Linked DNA regions of Homo sapiens: all the other regions are linked to region 1. The links are chromatin loops, found by intact Hi-C in ENCODE. Cell type or tissue: heart left ventricle. All regions are shown on one strand. Each heading gives the region's core, and the rest is flanking DNA. Links, peaks and the distances in the headings are about the cores only.

Region 1 (5,825 bases), core at 437-5,436:
CCAAAAGCCAGAATCCTTGGCATGGACAATGGCCTGGGTACAGCCAGGATTTGTTGCCAGCCTGGCCTCCCTCGTTCTGCTCCCTACATCTCTGTGTTAGCCACACTGGCCTTCTCACAGACTCTGGAGCATACCGTGCCATCTCCCACCACAGGGCCCTTGCACATGCTGTTTCTTCTGCCTGGAATGCCCACTCCATCACATCCTGCACAAATATATTGGCCCCACTTAATTCTGTACATGTTTAAGAGCTCAGGCCTAAGCTTCACTTCCTTAGGGAGTTCTCTATCCAATGGATTCTACTCCAGTTTAGACCAATTGCCTTCTCCCTCTGTGTAGTAATGATTGGCTTAATATTTGTCTCCACTAGAGTAGAAGCTCCATGGAAACAAGACCCTCACCAATGTTGTTCTCCACTATGTCCAAGAGGCCCAGTACAGTGGCAAACTCATAGCAGAAACACAATAAAATAGGTGTTGAATGAGCAAATAATGAATTAATTGGGAAGTGGGAGTAGGGGATCTTGGGTTCTAGTCTTTCTTTCCCTTCCTCCCTATCTCTCTCTCTCTCTAACTCAATGAGCAGTATAATCAAACTAGGTAACAAGTAGAAGGGGTAAAAATACAGGGCTTGGGTAGTAAGAGCTGCAAGACATGGGACAGAGAAATCCATAAATGTCCAATGTATGCAGGCAACCGAAAAGCCCTCAGCATCTGACATTTCTCTGAGTATGGCAGAAATCTAAAATGTGTCAGTGGCTTGGCCCCTGAGCATTTAGATTTTTGTAGGCTACCACACATTTGGGCAAAACTACTTCCAAACTGCTGGGCCATGTATAGATTACTACTTTCCTGGCCTGCTTTTAACATTTATTTGTAGGAGGCAAGACTGAGCCAATGGTCCTGAGGGCCCCACGGTAGGCCACCGAGGGCTCAAAGAGTCTGGCGGCACCATTGGCTCATGTGCATACCCAGCAAACTCATGTTCTTGCATCCAGCTTTGGAGCTGGTGGGAGACACTGGATAAGGACTCTGTTTTCAAGGAACAACCACTGTGAGCTAGCTTAAGTCGAAAGGGGAAATTTGTATCTCCAGACTTGAGACCATGTCTTATAAAGGATCAAAACCAAGCACACAGCCAGGGCTGCCTCCCTCTGGACATCTTATTTATTCTCTCTGATTTTAGAGAGCTTTGGTGGGTGTAAGATGTGACCCTGCTCCTTCCATTTAAGAGACTTGCCCAGATTGGGCATCTGAGTCCCGTCCTGAACTCTCAGAACAGGACCCCGACAGGCGCAGCTGCATGAGGGTCCACATACAGCCCAATGAACCATGGCCAGGGTGGAGAGGTAACCATGAGCAAACCACAGAGCTCCTCAGATCCACTCCTGGAAGTTAAGGGGGCTGATGAGCTGGTGGCAAGCTTGGTAAACACGCTAAGAGGCTCTGACAGTATGATGCCTATCTTTGGAATGAAGGGTCTGTACTGAATGTTAATAGAATCAGCAGTGGGAAACTCCAAGTAAGGATGACCGCCTTTTTACGACATATCATCTGGTTTATTGTACTGTACACGGTGAGTGCATTATACACGGTATGAGACTGGAAGTCCCTGTGGTAAGAAACTACGTGGTCTGGTGTTCTAACAAATAACAAATATTCTACTGGGGCTCAAAAATAAGTAATAATGACATCATCTCCACGGCTTTTTCATTACTGACACTAGCATGGAAGCTATTCTTCATGGCTTAAGTAATCCCCAGTAATCAAAACAAGGCACCATCTTGCTGAAGAACCCATTTGCTTTGCTGCTGGGGAATGTTGTCATGTGAGGAACTGAAGCGTAATGAGAGTGACTCACAAAAGGGTTTCCACACGGAGAGAACAGGCCACCATCTCCAGCCTTCCTTTTGTTTTCTATGCCCATAAATTTGATTTTATGCACCTTGCAGGGTTCATAGCCACCTGCATTCTCTTTCCATTGAGGATGCCCTCTGCAATCCTGGTCCTTAACCCAGAGAAAGAGCGCAGGAGTATCAGGAGTCCGGATGAAGTCTGAATTATCAGCAACTGAAAGTTGTGGTGTCAGAACACAGCAAGGCCGGTCATGAAGCTGGAGCAAAGAGGGTGATGTCACACTAGTGCGTGCCGACTATGAGCTACACCGACTCACACAGGCCTCTTTTATTCCAACAACAACCCCTCGAGGTCAGTATTAAGTTATATAGCAGCAATGGGTAACCACTGAGTCATTTAATGCACAGATGTAAATTTGGGGACAATTTTTCTTACAGTAATGTGGGGAGCAGATTCAGCAGCACACACACTGGAGGCAGAATGTTTATGTTCTGCAGAGCAAAAAATAAAAAAAAAAACCCTTTCAACCATCAAAAGACCAGGCAAGTCTTGCTGATTTGCAGGACAGAGGGGCTTCTGGCAAGATGTGCCTGGAGCCAGGGGAGCGGCGCTGAAGCCTCAGGGATGCGCAGGGAGGGGCAGGATGTGGTGTGCATTGCCCTGGAATCATGTTCCTGAGCCTCATCAAGGAGGAGCCGGGTTTCCTGGAGCAGCCGCCCCTGTGATGACACGAAGGAAAAGGATATGATCAATATCCTTTCTGAAAAGGATGGAAAAACGGCACCCTCCCCTGGACTCGCACACATTTTTTTCTAGCTCAGCAAGAAAGAGTGAGGTCCCCTCAGCCTCTGCGCACATCAGGGTGACAAAGGTGGACAATGTCTGGTTCGCCTTTCACCTTCAAGGCCAATTCTGGGACTTACAGAGTAGGTGTCAAAATTGTATTTTAAGACAAATGCACTTGGTACTGATGTGCTTAATGGCTCCATTTTAGACATTTTCCACAATTCACACTCACACCTGAGGCAATCAGTATAGAAAAATCTTGGCAGAAAAGTGAACAGGTGACAGGTTTGGGTTACCTGTGAGTGTTTAATTGAAGGACTGTGGTTTCCTTACTCCTTTGGCTTCACACAGATAATTAAAACTTGAAAGTGCTTTGAATATTTATTCATTTTTTTCACCAACAGCTGATGATCATTAAACACACAGAAAATTCACAATAAGTATTTGGTCAAGCCCTTTGTTCTTCCTGTTCGTACAAACCTGCAGGGTGGTTATGAAGATGGATGCGCTCTGGGTATACATTGGTTTTCAACTCTGCTGAAGGATCAGACACCCTCCCAGATGGAACAGCCCCACCTCTGGCTATAAATATTATAACCCCAGGGATTTCTAAGGAAATACATATTCACTGCTGAAGGTCCCAAGTGTGAATTTAGCTTAAGGAATGTGGAACGGCAGCCCCTGCCTTTAAACTTTATAATAAGGGTCCTTCCTGGAAGCGCAGCCTCCCGGGCCCACGCGACGTCTTTTCCTGGAAAACCAAAGACCTCAAGAGCTGCCGTGGCCAGGGCAGGCTCTCAGGTCTCTTTGGCTCTGAGCTCCTTTTTGTAATTCAGCTTCCTGACGCCTGCATGAAGATGCCAAACACGAAAATGGCTATTGTCCCATTCTAATGGACAAAAGTCCAGACAGGAATAGGCCTTGAAAAAAATGAGACTCTGCCCTGTTTTTGGCCAGTCCTGACACTAGGATCCTTCCTATAATACTCAGGTGAGGAAAAAACAAGTTACATATTTTCTTTACCTGCAAATACTGTGAAATAATAAAACTTTAGAGCATTATTAAACTTGCACTTCAGAAAGAAAACTATTGTATTCCCACATTTTGATTCCAACACACACCCTTCCCTTCCACCCTCACATTCTTCATATTCCTGAAATTGAGATGCATCTTACCCTCAGAGTTTACATTTTATGTCATGCTCCTCTCTTGAAAAAAAAATCTGTTATTGAGTTGGTTCTTTGTCTTTCATCTTATGCTATCTGAATTAGGGAAATGTGCCATGTGTTTTTCACCATCCAATTAATTTAAACACAAATATGCTCAATAACTGCAAAAGGTGACTCTAATGAGCTCTGTGGAAAGCATTTATTTCTTCCTAGACACAGAAATTTCCATCCTTATTCAGTTGGTCTTTCACTTATTTTTGTTCTGTTCTTGTAGGAACCCCATGTATTTCTTAGCCCACCTTGATCTTTATTGGGCTGTTATATTGCTTTTTCAAGGACATTATTATTGTATGCAAAAAGTCCTTATTCTCTGACTATGACTATGCTCTGCATTCACTTTGAAAAAAAAAGTTTGTAAACTAATTTCTCCAGTGATTTGCTCCCCCTAATGCTCTGCAAAATGCCAGCTGCCTGTGGATATTCCTGGAATTGGCTGCTTGAAACTAAAGGCTCTCAAGTTTTGCAATGATTTTTCCATGATCCTGGCTGTGTCTGAAACGTTTTGATGTGAAGAAGCATAAACTGGCTGGACCCTGAGCTGCAAATGAATTTCGTGGTCGGCAGGACTGAGAGTTTCATGTTACTTTCTGTGCAAGACCACCCACTGTCTCCCCATGACCTCTCCACTGCCCCCCACCCACTGGGATGTACAGCTGCTCTGGAGATGTTATTGAGCCATTCTCCTTCAAGTGCACTAGCCACTCAACAACACACACTTTAAGGTTACCGCCTTGCGTCCACCACTATCTTGGGCATGATGGGGACAAGCAGGGCAACCCTTGACATAAAAAGATTTTGTTTTGATTTTCAGATGTAAAGTCTCTGAGCTCATGAACCTTTATTCCACAAGGACACGTTACATGCACAGAAGTTCTCAGGGCATAACAGAAAAAAAAAAGCAAGAAAGCAGGGTTCTCCTAACAGTAATTTGTGCCCTGTCCTGTGTTAACCCAGATTCCTTTATCAGGACCCTGCACTCATCCCCAATTGCTGGGCATGTGGGCTGCTAACATTTCACAGCTGCATACTTTTCTGAAGAACTGCCTTTGGCCAATGGTTTCCACTTGTCCTGAAATATCAGGCAGCATACACATCCATTGGTATCTGACACAGGAATACAAAAGACTGGTCCCCTTGCTTTGAAGTGGGATAAACCTATAGTGCTGTCATGCTACATGTAGGGTCACGCTGAGATTAGACCCCAGCAACACCACATTTTCACCTGGCCCTTTCCTCTGCCCCACCTCATTTCTTTCCTATCTCTTCTCCTAAAATGCTCATTTAGTAAATAATTCAAAATAATTCTTACCTTGGGCTTTGCTTCTAGGAAAATTGACCTGTGAAAAATGTTTTATCTCTTTAAGAAATTTTAAAATAAAAACAAAGAAGGGAGGGAAGACATGTAAGATTACCCTTCATGCAGGCCTTTATTCAGGCCTTGCTATGGAAAAGAAACTAAAATACCACCCCTAAGAGAGTTTCCTGGCTTCAGCAATGCCACCCCTAGTCTCTTTAGAAGAACCTTTCAGTGGCATCCTTCTATAGCAAACACCACACACCATGCACCCCAAATAGCTGCCAAGAAATGGAACAGGGGCAGCAGGGGCTGCCCTTCCTCTGGAGGGTAGAATCAGAGCCCTGACCCATGTCCAGAGTGGAAGGTAAACTCAGGTTGAGTTCAATAGAAGGAGCATCTAAGGGGCTCATGCAGACAGAAAAGGTCTTCATGAGTCAGGTATGCAGTGACTCTGGAGTTAGATGAGAATCTTACAGTTCTATGAGGGAAGTCACTGCAAAATGACTTTCATGGAATTCCAGAAAACCATGTCCAAAAATAGCAAAATAAGATCCTTTCTTGCACTGTAGTTTATGTAGGGATAAAATATACATTTTGAAATGAGACAGAGTGACCACAGGTAGAGTGAATATGGCAGCTACAGAGGGCTAAATGCAT
Region 2 (5,825 bases), core at 280-5,279, 120 kb after region 1:
ATGGGCAGGAGGGCTAATCCAGGATCGTAGGCTGTGCTGCCTGTTGATCCATGGCCCAGTCATTATTATGGATCCATTCCTTGGAGCTGGAAGAGGCAGTGTCCCTCTGCCTGGGCTTCATAAAGGTACAGGCACAGGAATGCTGGTCCAGAGCCCCGTCTGACCTTAGTCAGAGCTGCTCTTCTTTACCTGTTTTGTTCAGGACTCCAAATAGTTAACTTGGAAAATCAAAGTTGGACCACTCAGAAAACAAGTTCTTCATCTCTCTAGAATCACCTGTTCCACTCACCCCATGAGCTGAAAGGAACAAAATTTGTGTCACTCTTTTCTTCTTGGAATTTACCTTTTGGTAGTTAATAAACTTTGTTATATGGTATTCACTATATATTTGTCATACTAAGTATCACATACATGTCAAGCCATGATGAACCAAACATTCCCAAGGGCAGCTAGGGGTGGAGCTTGGGACATCTTGTGATTGAATCCTCCTCCATAGCTTTGAGCTTCCACGTGGGCTTTTTTAAAAGCTGTGGGGGAGTGGAGGTGTTAGGTCTTCCCTTGCTTGCCTGTTGGCTTATCCATCTCTCATTTCCTTCAAGCACTGACACTGTCCCTTCTTCATCATTTCTTGGCACCTAACAAAGGACCCTTGCATGGAACTTTGGAAGAGCAGAGGATGATAGGTAAAATGGAAAGAGCTTAAATCTGAGCAGGCACCACTGTTTCCCCTGGGCACAGGCCATCCCCACCTCGCACATACATACTCACCTACGCTTACCCTAAGCCTTTGTCCAAATCCCTCTCACAAAGCATCTAGCTTGCCTCTCCTTCCTCTGTCTCAAGTCACCAGGAACTTGAATTCAGGCTTCCTGGGGCAGTAAGAAAACCTTCTCAATTTAATATGATCAACAGCTCCCCCATACTCCTGAGCAGCCAGGATGACTCCTTTGCAGAGCCAAAGATCCATTTCCCTAACAAAATGTCCTTCTCATCTTGGGGAGAATTCTGTTAGGAACAGGGATGGGATCTCCACCTTGAGGTCTGAGGACAGAAATTTGGTTAAGAAGAAATTACATCTTTATTTCCACTAGCCTGTAACTGAAATTTGGCATCTCCTTCTACCATGAATGGAGGCAACAAGCTAGAGTTTTATTATCAGGACTTATGACTTTATTTCCAGCAGAAATTGAAGATATTTTCATCTCATTTCAAACATGTAAATATATCTTCAAATAGCATTTATGTTCCCCACTACTTGGAAATTATAGAAGTTATCACACTTGCTGCTAGGACCTGTTAATAGCTAAAACCACATAGACATGACTATACTTACATAGTTTAGTGCTTTTTCTTTAAATCACACGTATTTGATTTTCAGCACTTATCAGCTTTCTTCTGAGAAAGGTTTCACAGGCTCCAGCAGACTGCCAAAGAGGTCCGTGGCACAAAAAAACCCATATTCCAGACACATCTTGTGACTGACTGCAGTCTATCTGTAGCACAACCTGTCTCCTCTTTAAGCACCTCACAATTCAGTCAGCTGTCGGTTACCAATTAAATGTATATCAAAGCTTTAGAGTGCAGAACCTATTCAAGGACTACAGGAACTGGGAGGAGAGTGAGCAGGTGGGTGGGGAGCTACTTGTACCAATACCCTATCCATATTGGTTTCGTCTGGGTTTTCCCATAGGCCAGAGTGCCCAAACCTGCCCTCACCTGACATGCTGACATGAGGATGGCCTTGTCACATGTACTGCCATCTATGACAGAATTTGGTCTTGGATATTCTGTTCCAGAACCCAGAGGTGGTGGTAGGCAGAGGAACAAAGTCGACTGAGCCTCTGGGGGAACAAGAGGAAACAAAGGAAATATTTAACAAATTAAGAGACAATCGGAAGTCAATGAGAGGAGGCAAACTATCAATGGTCAGATGAGCAGGGAGTCCCCAGCATGGGTGAGCCCACCCTCAGTGGGGAAGGGAACTTGCCTGTGGTGTTAGCTTCTATGATGGAAGTCCATGAAGAAGAAGTTCTACAAATGGGGAAATTGAGACAACACAAGCAAACTAAGAAACTTGGGACACATAGTAGAAATCTAGACGGTTCTTTTAATGGACAGACTATTCTTTAAAGGAGGTCCTAAAACTGTAGAGATCACAGTCCCCGCTAGGTTCACCACCCCACCTGGCAGGAAATGTTGTGAGAAGGGGTTTAAGTGTAAAGTAAACTTGTAACAAGAGTGGCTGGCGCCAGTCTAAGCAAGAGGTACCACAAGGAATTTGTGCACATCCAGGAATGTGGAGTTCCACAACTCTCAACTAGCTTGTGGGAAAGCATAGGGCTGCTTTTCTGTTGACTAAAGCTATGAAAGAACTGAAAAGTGTGGCTTGCCAGGAAAACACTTGCTGTCCCCAAGGACACTAGCGCTGAGGACATGAGAGGAAGCAACACCCTTGGATCTGCCATCACTTGTCTAAGAATGGCAATCATCCAGTAACAGATCAGCCTTGGCTTTCAGGCCAACAAATTTCAGGCACTTGTAATAAGCTGTGCAACCATCGCCACTATTTTCTTACCCAATTCCTTTTCAGCTCCAGCAGGTCCTGCCAGTCACCTTGTACGACTTACCCCACTGGCTTTTTACATTTCAGAATTAAGAAATATCATACAGCAAACAAAGGGTTGAGTTAAAAAAGCTTGTTTGCACATTGTTTTAGGAATTCAGAACACATTTCCCATAGAAACAATGCAGACAAGCCACAAAGGCAGATGGTTCCCTTCCTTCTGCCCCCACCCAAAAGTTTAGCCTGTGATGTTCTGAAAGCACAGTATTATTCCCCATTAAATTGTTCCTGAAATAATGCCTTTTGAGTCATAATTCAGAATGCCTAACTGAATTTTATGGTGGCTTTAAATGTGGCCCCAAAGTTCTTTGCACTCTATGTGCTCTCCCCTTGATCCTGGCTCTGATGACTTGACCAAAAGAATAAGGCAGAAAGGATGCTATGCCAGTTAATTTTGTGATTATAGAATTACTATGATACCAAAACCAGATAGTACTAAAAAACCCCAAAGACCACTATCCCTAAAAAATACGGATGCAATAATCCATACAAAATATTAGTAAATAGAATTCAGCAATACATAACTATATACCATGATCAAGTGAGATTTTTTTTCCCCAGGAGTTCAAGGCTGCTTTAATATGTAAAAATGAATATAATCCACCATGTTAACGGACTAAATAAAAATCACATGGTCATATCAAGGGGGAAGGGAAGCATTTGACAAAATTCAACACCCATTATGATGAAACTCTCAGAAAAATAGGAATAGAAGAAAACTCTTCCAACTTGATGAGCATCCACAAAAAGTCCAGGCTCCCTCCACGGTCTTCCTGGTAACATGGGAGTGAGGGACTTTCACAGGCTGGCAGGGATGGAAGTCTTGGCTCCCTACTCAGTCTTCTCTGACGGTGACCCATTCATTGTGGGGGCTGGACTCCTCATTAGCCTGGTAGTCTAGGCTCCCCATCTGGCCTTGGTGAGTGGAGATGGGGCTGCCGATTTTCTGTGGTGTTTAGATGGAGTAAAGCAGATGTTGCTAACAGGCTTTCTTTTTTAAATTTGTATAAACTTAAGAGATATAAGTATAATTTTGTTACATCAATATATTGTATAGTTGTGAAGTCTGGGCTTTTAGGGCACCCATCACCCAAATAATGTGTACTCTACCCATTAAGTAATTTTTCATCACCCACCTGTCTCCTATTCCCTACCCTCCCGAGTCTCCAATGTCCATCATTTCACAATTTGTCCTAGTTTATACACTATTTAGCTCCCACTTATAAATGAAAACGTGGTGTTTGATTTTCTGTTTCTGCGTTATTTCACTTAAGATAACGGCCTCCAGTTCCATCCATGTTACTTCAAAAGACATGACTTCATTTTTTTTGACTGAGTAGTATTCCATTGTGTATATGTATCACATTGTCTTTATCCAATCATCTGCTGATGAACACTTAAACTGATTCCATATTACTGTTATTGCGAATAGTGCCGTGATAACATATGAGTGCAGGTATCATTTTTATATAATGATTTCTTTTCCTCTGGGTAGATACACAGTAGTGGCGTTGCCACTCCAAAGGGTAATTCTATTTTTAGTTCTTTGCCATATCTCCACGCTGTTCTCCAAAGAGGTTATACAATTTACATTCTCACTGGCAGTGTGCCTGAAGGTTTTATGTCTTGCCAAGTCTTAGTTCTTTGGCCAGAGAGAGCAGGCTTTTGGGGGGCCTTTCTTGCCTGTGCCTGTTGGTATTTCTGGGTGGCTCACTTCTTTAGCTCTGACTCTGGAATATGAATCAAAAAGAGATTCCTGGGACTTACCGCTAGGTCATCCGTTGGGTCCTGGGGTCCCTGGCCCATCTGCCTCTTTCTCTTCACCTTTCAGAGGCTTATGTTTGCTTTGCACACAATGTCCCAAATTTTAGTTACTTTTAGCAGGATGGATAGGGATGGATAGATAGATAGTCCATCTATTCTATCTTCCTGGAAGCAGACACCTGATATTTTTGGATATCTGGATTCTGCCTCTACTTTATTATTTGACTGGATGTGGAATTCTAGGCTGTACTTTAGAATTTGAAGGTTTTGCTGCACTAACTTCTTCCCTTCCAGCATTGCCTTCTGATTTTTTTTTTAATGGGATCTTCTCTCCTTTCTGCTCTCTCTGTGTCACCCTCAACCTTCAGGACGTTTTTTTTTTCTCTCTAGAACCCCAAAATGTCATGAAGGTGTCCTTGGTATGTATGTTTCTCCTGTCTTTTGGGGGGGTACTCTTACGGCTTCTTTAACTTGGAGACACATGCCTCAGGAGTATAGAATTGTTCCACTGCTTATTTGACAGGTTCCTTTCCTTTATGCTTTTCAGCCTTCCTGGAACTCTGAAGAGCCAGTTGCTGCATCTTCTGGAACAGAAGATGCCTCTAGGTTTCTTTTCTCTATTTTTCTGCTTCTTTTTTGTCTATTTTACTTCCCAAAAGAGTCCTTTAATCTTCTAATATTTCTCTACAATATTGATATGGTCATAATGTATATGTCCCTCACCCCAAATTCCTGTGTCGAAATTCTCACTTTTAAGATTATGATATTACAAGGCAAAGTCTTTGGAGGGTGATTTCATGAATGATATTAGGGCCCTTAATTTAAAAACCCAAGGGAGAGGCCAGGCACAGTGGCTCATGCCTGTAATCCAAGCAGTTTGGGAGGCTGAGGTGGGCGGATCAAGAAGTCAGGAGATCGAGACCATCCTGGTTAACACGGTGAAACCCTGTCTCTACTAAAAATACAAAAATTGGCCAGGCATGGTGGCATGCACTTGTAGTCCCAGCTACTCGGGAGGCTGAGGCAGGAGAATCATTTGAACTCAGGAGGCGGAGGTTGCAGTGAGCCGAGATTGCACCACTGCACTCCAGCCTGGGCAACAGAGGGAGACTCCGTCTACAAAAAACAACAAACAAACAAACAAACAAAAAAACCAAGGACACAGCAAGAAGATGCTGCCTGTGAACCAGACAGAGAGTCCTCACCAGGCACCAAATCTGCTGATGCCTTGATCTTGGATTTCCCAGCCTCCAGAGCTGTGAGAAACAAATTTCTGTTTTCTAAAAGCCACCCGGTTTCTGACATTTTGTTACAGCAGCTAGAACAAACTAAGCTTTTGGCTATCACATTTTTCATTTCTGGGTCTTCCTTCATCTTATCTGATTTTTTCCGTTTTGCACAGTATCACATGTTTAAAACGGAATAACTTGCCTTGGGT
Region 3 (5,825 bases), core at 280-5,279, 120 kb after region 1:
AATTTCAAAGAATCCCCCTATAGTTGGCCCTCGGGCTGGTCTGCACCCTCTTCTGTGTGTACAGAATCCTAAAATAGCTTGGTTCAATGTCTCCAGAGAATAAACTGACCTCCTGCCTTTGGGGAGAGGGAAACCTGGGATCAGGGAGGCACCCACTGAATCCTCTATCAGACTGTCTTTCAGCACTGCCCTTGGGGTATCGTGCCTTGGCCCAAGGGCTATTGTGGGTTTCTGCAGGATGCACCAGCTGACTTCTTGCTGCTACTCTCCTCCATAGCCACTTAGTTTATGTTTTTTTCTGCCTTTCTGCCTAGGTATGTTACCACCAGTTCATCTACAAATTCTCATAGGGAGAGAATTTAGACTGGCAGATATTCAGCCTCAGAGAAGGCTATTTGTAGATATTAGCTGTTTCTCTTCTAAAGCATCTGTGTTAGTCCGTTCTCACACTGGTATAAAGAAATACCCAAGACTGGGTAATTTATAAAGAAAAGAGGTTTCATTGACTCACAGCTCTACATGGCTGGGGAGGCCTCAGGAAACTTGCAATCATGGCAGAAGGCACCTCTTCACAAGGCAGCAGGAGAGAGAATGAGTGCCAGCAGGGGAAATGCCAAATGCTTATACAACCATCAGATCTTGTGAGAACTCATTCAATATTGTGAGAACAGCATGGGGGAAACTTCCCCCGTGATTCAATTTCCTCCCACTAGATCCCTCCCATGACACTTGGGAATTATTGGAACTACAATTTAAGGAGAGATTTGGGTGGGGATATAGCCAAACCACATCAACATTATTCTAGGAATGGCTTCTTCTTTATGTTCTTTGTACTTATTATGTTTTGTTTATTTCTTTACCATCATCACAGTCATTTGGAGAGGAAGTGAAGACAAAGGTTTGGGGTCAGTCTGCCATGTTTCATCAGAGGCTCACATAGAATTTACTCTGCACAGTCCCACAGTCCCTTCTACCCACTAAAAAAATGACCTCAGCTTACTGGTATCCAAGCCTATATAACAAATTCTAACAGAGGGGCTGAATTTCAGATTCTTTTGGTATTGGGTATTTCTGTTCACATTTTTTAGCATAAGGCAAGTGCTTTTTGCCTTGGAGAATTTCATTATTTAATAATCAGCTTCCCTCAAAATTCTCTTTCTACTATAACCTGGAAAGAACTCAAGAACTTTAATTGTATACCACATTCTAAAAATCTTCCTTGCAAGCATAGATGTTGTATACCTTCTGCTCAGGACCACCCCTTTTTATTATTGTAAATTTAAATAACTTTTTTGTTTTAGAATAGCATTAGATTTATAGAAAAGTTCAAAGATAGTACAGAAAGTTCCTGGATGCCCCTCTTCAGTTTCTCTGATTGTTATCAACTCCATTACTGGGTACATTGTTGTTACAACTAGCAACAAATATCAGTACTTTACTATTAACTAAATCCATATGTTATTCAGATTTCAGTAGTTTTTCCCTCTTGTCCTTTCTCTGTTCCAGGATCCTACCCATGATACGAGATTACATCTCATCTTTGCGCCTCTTGTTTTGTTTGACACAGAGTCTTGCTCTGTTGCCCAGGCTGGAGTGCAATGTTGCAATCATGGCTCACTGAAGCCTCAAATTCCTAGCCTCAAGCAATCCCCCCACCTTGGCTTCCCAAGTAGCTGGGACTACAGGCATGTGCCACCACACCAGGCCCCTCAGGCTTCTTGAGGCTTTTTTGTTCTGTGACCATTTTTTAGACTTCCCTTGGTTTTGATGACCGTCATAGTCTTGAGGAGTCCTGGTAAGGCATTTTGTGGAATGTCCCTCCTTTTGGGTTTGTCTGACATATTTCTGATGGTTGGACTGGGGGTTTGGGAGAAGACCACAGAATTGAAGTATCGCACCCTCACAGCATATGAAAGGCACATAATCGGCATGACTTCTTGCCGGGGGGTGGTAAGTTTTATCAGCTTCAAAGCTACTTTCCCTTTTCCACATTCTGCTCTGTGGAAGTGCATAAGAGCCGCCCCCGCTCAAGGGGTGGGGAGTTAAGGCTATGTCTCTTTGAAGAGTCGTCCCCTTTTTTATTTTTGCAAGATGACAAATGATTGCAATGGCCGGAGCCTATCCATAGATGCGTAGATACTTCTCTCTATGTTTGTGAAAACACATCCTCAATTAAAGACAAAAGCCATCTTGTCCTCTGCTCCCCCCTACATCCTTCCTCCTCAGATAAAACAATTGTCTCCTCTTCTCAGAAACCAAGTCTCTGACCTCATGACAATAGGCTTTTTCTACAAGAAAGCAGGCCCATGTTAGGCAGTCTCTTGGGGGGTCGAAAGGGCCAAATGTGTACTTAGATGTGGATTTCACAGAGTGATTAGGTATGTGGATGTGTTTGTTTGCACTAAGCCACATGTTCTGGCATGAAGAGCTGAAGATGGCACATTACAGACCTGGCGCAGTGTGCAGAGGAGTGAAGGCACCCTGCTTTGGTCTCCTTTGTACCCTGGGCAGATCTGTTTTCAATTGTGTGGGACGTGGAGAGCATTTCTTGGCAATTCCCCCACCCCCAGGCTCTTCAGGGGACTAATGAAATAAGTGTGCAGAAAGTTCTGCATGCTCCTTGGAAGAAAGAAAAAGCCTGATGCTGAATGATTGCCGCTTCTCATGATGCCAACCACCTCTCCCTGAGCCACATCCGCAGAGCCTCAGTTTCTACGGATGGGAGGAAACCATGAGCTCTAAGTAAAGGAGTGGATTTTCCTTTAGCACTAGCCAACGTGGATGTGAAAGCCTGCAGGAAAACCACAACACCGCCTTCACCGACTCAGCAGCCCCAGGAGCGCATTTCCCCTTCACTGCACACCCTGGAGCCGCTGGTTCCCTAACCACTGCCAGCTTGCATAGGCTGTGGCTCTTTTTTTTCTTCATTTCCTTCATTTCACTGAAAGAAGTTGTGGCATATGAATATTTGGGGTGTCCTTTTACTCTTTGGCCTGGTTTATTACTATTCCACACACCTTCAGTTTATACCAAGAGGAATAAGCAGAATAGTTCTCAAGTTATTCCTGGAATTATATACAAAATTTAGATGGTTTTGAATGTCCTGGTCGTGGTGGACCCACTTAGTTTGAATTCAATGATCACTGACTACAAGAGCACCACTTGTTCATGGTGAAAATTATAAACTACAAACAGATTAAAAGGAGCTGGAATCCAATCTCCGGTTCATTCACTCATTCACTCATTCACGTAAGATAAGCTGAGCTTGCCTACTTGTTCAGCAAAACTGAGGGCCCTGAGGACAAAGAAGAGAGGGGCAGGCAGCCCTGTAGAGGTTATTTTAAAGAAGACCAAGCAGGGGACAGTGCGTGGGGCACAACGCATGAAACAGTTAACATTCAGGCTCCACACACTGCTTCCAGAAACACACCCAGGAAAAGGTGAGGCCCACTGCTGAGTTAACAGTTGGCCCACTTACAGAAAGACTCGGGGTTACTTTTATAAAGAAAGCAGAGAGGCTATATCCCTTCCAAACAAATCCCAGATGGGCTGAGACCCTTTTCTGTAAAATAAACATGCCCAGAACTTAGGAAGTGCAAGGGGAAGCATTTACAGGGAGATCTGAAGCTGCCAAGAGTGAGGGGGAGCAGTGAGCTGAGGACCACATCACCCTGAGCTATCTGACGGTGGCCTGTGTGCTGGCCTCTTTTGTGAAAATCGCTGTGCCACTAGAATTTGGAACTCACTTTGGCCACTAGAATTCCAGACACAATAGGATCTGTTTTTTTTTTTTTTTTTTTTGAGGCGGAGTATCGCTCTGTCACCCAGGCTGGAGTGCAGTGGCGCGATCTTGGCTCACTGCAAGCTCCACCTCCTGGGTTCATGCCATTCTCCTGCCTCATCCTCCCGAGTAGCTGGGACTACAGGCACCCGCCACCATGCCCGGCTAATTTTTTGTATTTTTAGTAGAGACGGGGTTTCACCGTGTTAGCCAGGATGGTCTCGATCTCCTGACCTCGTGATCTGCCTGCCTCGGCCTCCCAAAGTGCTGGGATTACAGGCGTGAGCCACCCTGCCCAACCCAGGATCTGTTTTTAATGCTCTAGGATGGTCACCTGTAAGACATGAGATTTGTTTGTAATTTTATTAAAAGTATATATCAAGCTACTGCCATGACATGTGCTTTTCATTTCAGTGGTTGGGGTACCCATTTATATTATAATAAGCAAATAAACAGTATACAATGCAAAGGAAAGTGTGTATATGTGCGAGTCATGTGATCATGTTTGGGTGTATGTATGTTTGTGGGAATAGTAGAGTTTCCAGGTTTAGCAAATAAAAGGACATTCAGTTAAATTCGAATTTCCAATAAACAACAAATAGATTTTTAGTATAAGTAATGTCTCAAATGTTGCATGGGACATATCTATACTCAAAAAGTATTCATCGTTTAACTGAAATTCAATTTAACTGCGCATCTTATACCTGGATTTTACCTGGCAATCCTCATCAGTGTGAGTGTGTGGAGTTGTGTCAGCGTTGTGTGAGTGTGTGAGTGTGTGCATGCACATGGCAGAGCCGGGGGAGGGCAGGGGGGCCTATGTGAGGAACGTGGGTGAAGGTGCCACCTGCCAATCTGAAAGATGTAGCCTGACCTCATTCTTCATCCTGTCCTCCAGAAAGAAACAAGACCAATCACAAATCACACATTGTAAGTTGTGATAATTTCCAAAGGTTTTACACATATTAAAAGTATAAACTTTGAAAACATTTATGACTTTGATAATTTTTTATCAGCATCAGGAAACATCTGGTCTAGTGAATTTTCAGCTCAGGGATTGACTGACTCTGAAAGACTTTTCCCCCAGACTCAGAGTCCCTGAAACATCACTTCCTCTCTTACTGCATATATGAATAACTATTTTTAAATAATAACTTTCACTTCATTAATTTAACGCCTGGGGCTGGATGCAGTGGCTCATACCTATAATTCCAGCATTTTGGGAGGTTGAGGCAGGAGGATTGCTTAAGGCCAGGAGTTTGAGATCAACCTGGGCAACACAGTGAGGCATAGTCTCTACAAAAAATAGGCTGTGGTGGGAGGATTGCTGAAGCTCAAGAGGCCAAGCCTACAGTGAGCCATGATCACACCACTGTACTCCAGCCTGGGACATAGAGAAAGACCCTGTCTCAAAAAAAAATAATAATTCAATACATGAGAAAATTATTTAAAAAAATCTAAAATGCAGTGGCTGCATTATGCAAGGAAAAATATTTATAAAATAGAAAACAATTGCAAATACTTAAGTGTCCTAAGAAAGGATGCCGAGTTCATTATGGTCCAGTCACACAATGAAATAGTATGCCCTCAGTAAAGCAATGTTCATGAGAGCTTTGTTCTGTGCAGACTAAAAGCAAACTGAAAAACGACAGGCAAAAATGCACTCACAAAATTATTTGTCTGTGCATATGAAGTGTATGAAAATGCTGGTAGAGAAAGAAAAAAGCATGTATTGTTACTAAGGTAAAAAAAAAAATGACATGCAGTAAAATTTTGGTAGAATTTTGTGTGTGTGTGAGTTTAAAATAATTTTTTGGTCTTTTCATGCTTTTTATTTATTTTTATTATTATTATACTTTAAGTTTTAGGGTACATGTGCACAATGTGCAGGTTTGTTACATATGTATACATGCACCATGTTGGTGTGCTGCACCCATTAACTCATCATTTAGCATTAGGTATATCTCCTAATGCTATCCCTCCCTGCTCCCCCCACCCCACAACAGGCCCCGGTGTGTGATGTTCCCTTTCCTGTGACCATGTG

What was found. A loop is a pair of places that touch in the nucleus more often than their neighbours do. Peaks named below come from ENCODE experiments on the same cell type or tissue, not always from the same donor. Only the 100,000 strongest peaks of a DNase experiment are listed, where the experiment ranks them.
Region 2: it touches region 1 in a loop (10-fold over the local background); 19 of 110 quality-filtered maps call a loop at or near these places.
Region 3: a loop joins it to region 1, with 8 times the contacts of the local background. A loop is called at or near these places in 19 of 110 quality-filtered maps.

Annotation. Positions count from the first base shown.
Region 1 is chr20:22,859,621-22,865,445 of GRCh38, forward strand. No RefSeq gene overlaps it. Among named protein-coding and RNA genes, the nearest start is that of SSTR4, 170 kb to the right of the region's middle. In heart left ventricle, for the core only: CTCF peaks have their summits at 3,217 and 3,427; DNase peaks (open chromatin) are centred at 2,521 and 3,401; H3K27ac peaks cover 2,212 bases.
Region 2 is chr20:22,974,815-22,980,639 of GRCh38, forward strand. No RefSeq gene overlaps it. Among named protein-coding and RNA genes, the nearest start is that of SSTR4, 58 kb to the right of the region's middle. In heart left ventricle, for the core only: no CTCF peak of the experiment used is centred there; no DNase peak of the experiment used is centred there; H3K27ac peaks cover 1,730 bases.
Region 3 is chr20:22,981,974-22,987,798 of GRCh38, forward strand. No RefSeq gene overlaps it. Among named protein-coding and RNA genes, the nearest start is that of SSTR4, 50 kb to the right of the region's middle. In heart left ventricle, for the core only: no CTCF peak of the experiment used is centred there; a DNase peak (open chromatin) is centred at 2,838; H3K27ac peaks cover 2,031 bases.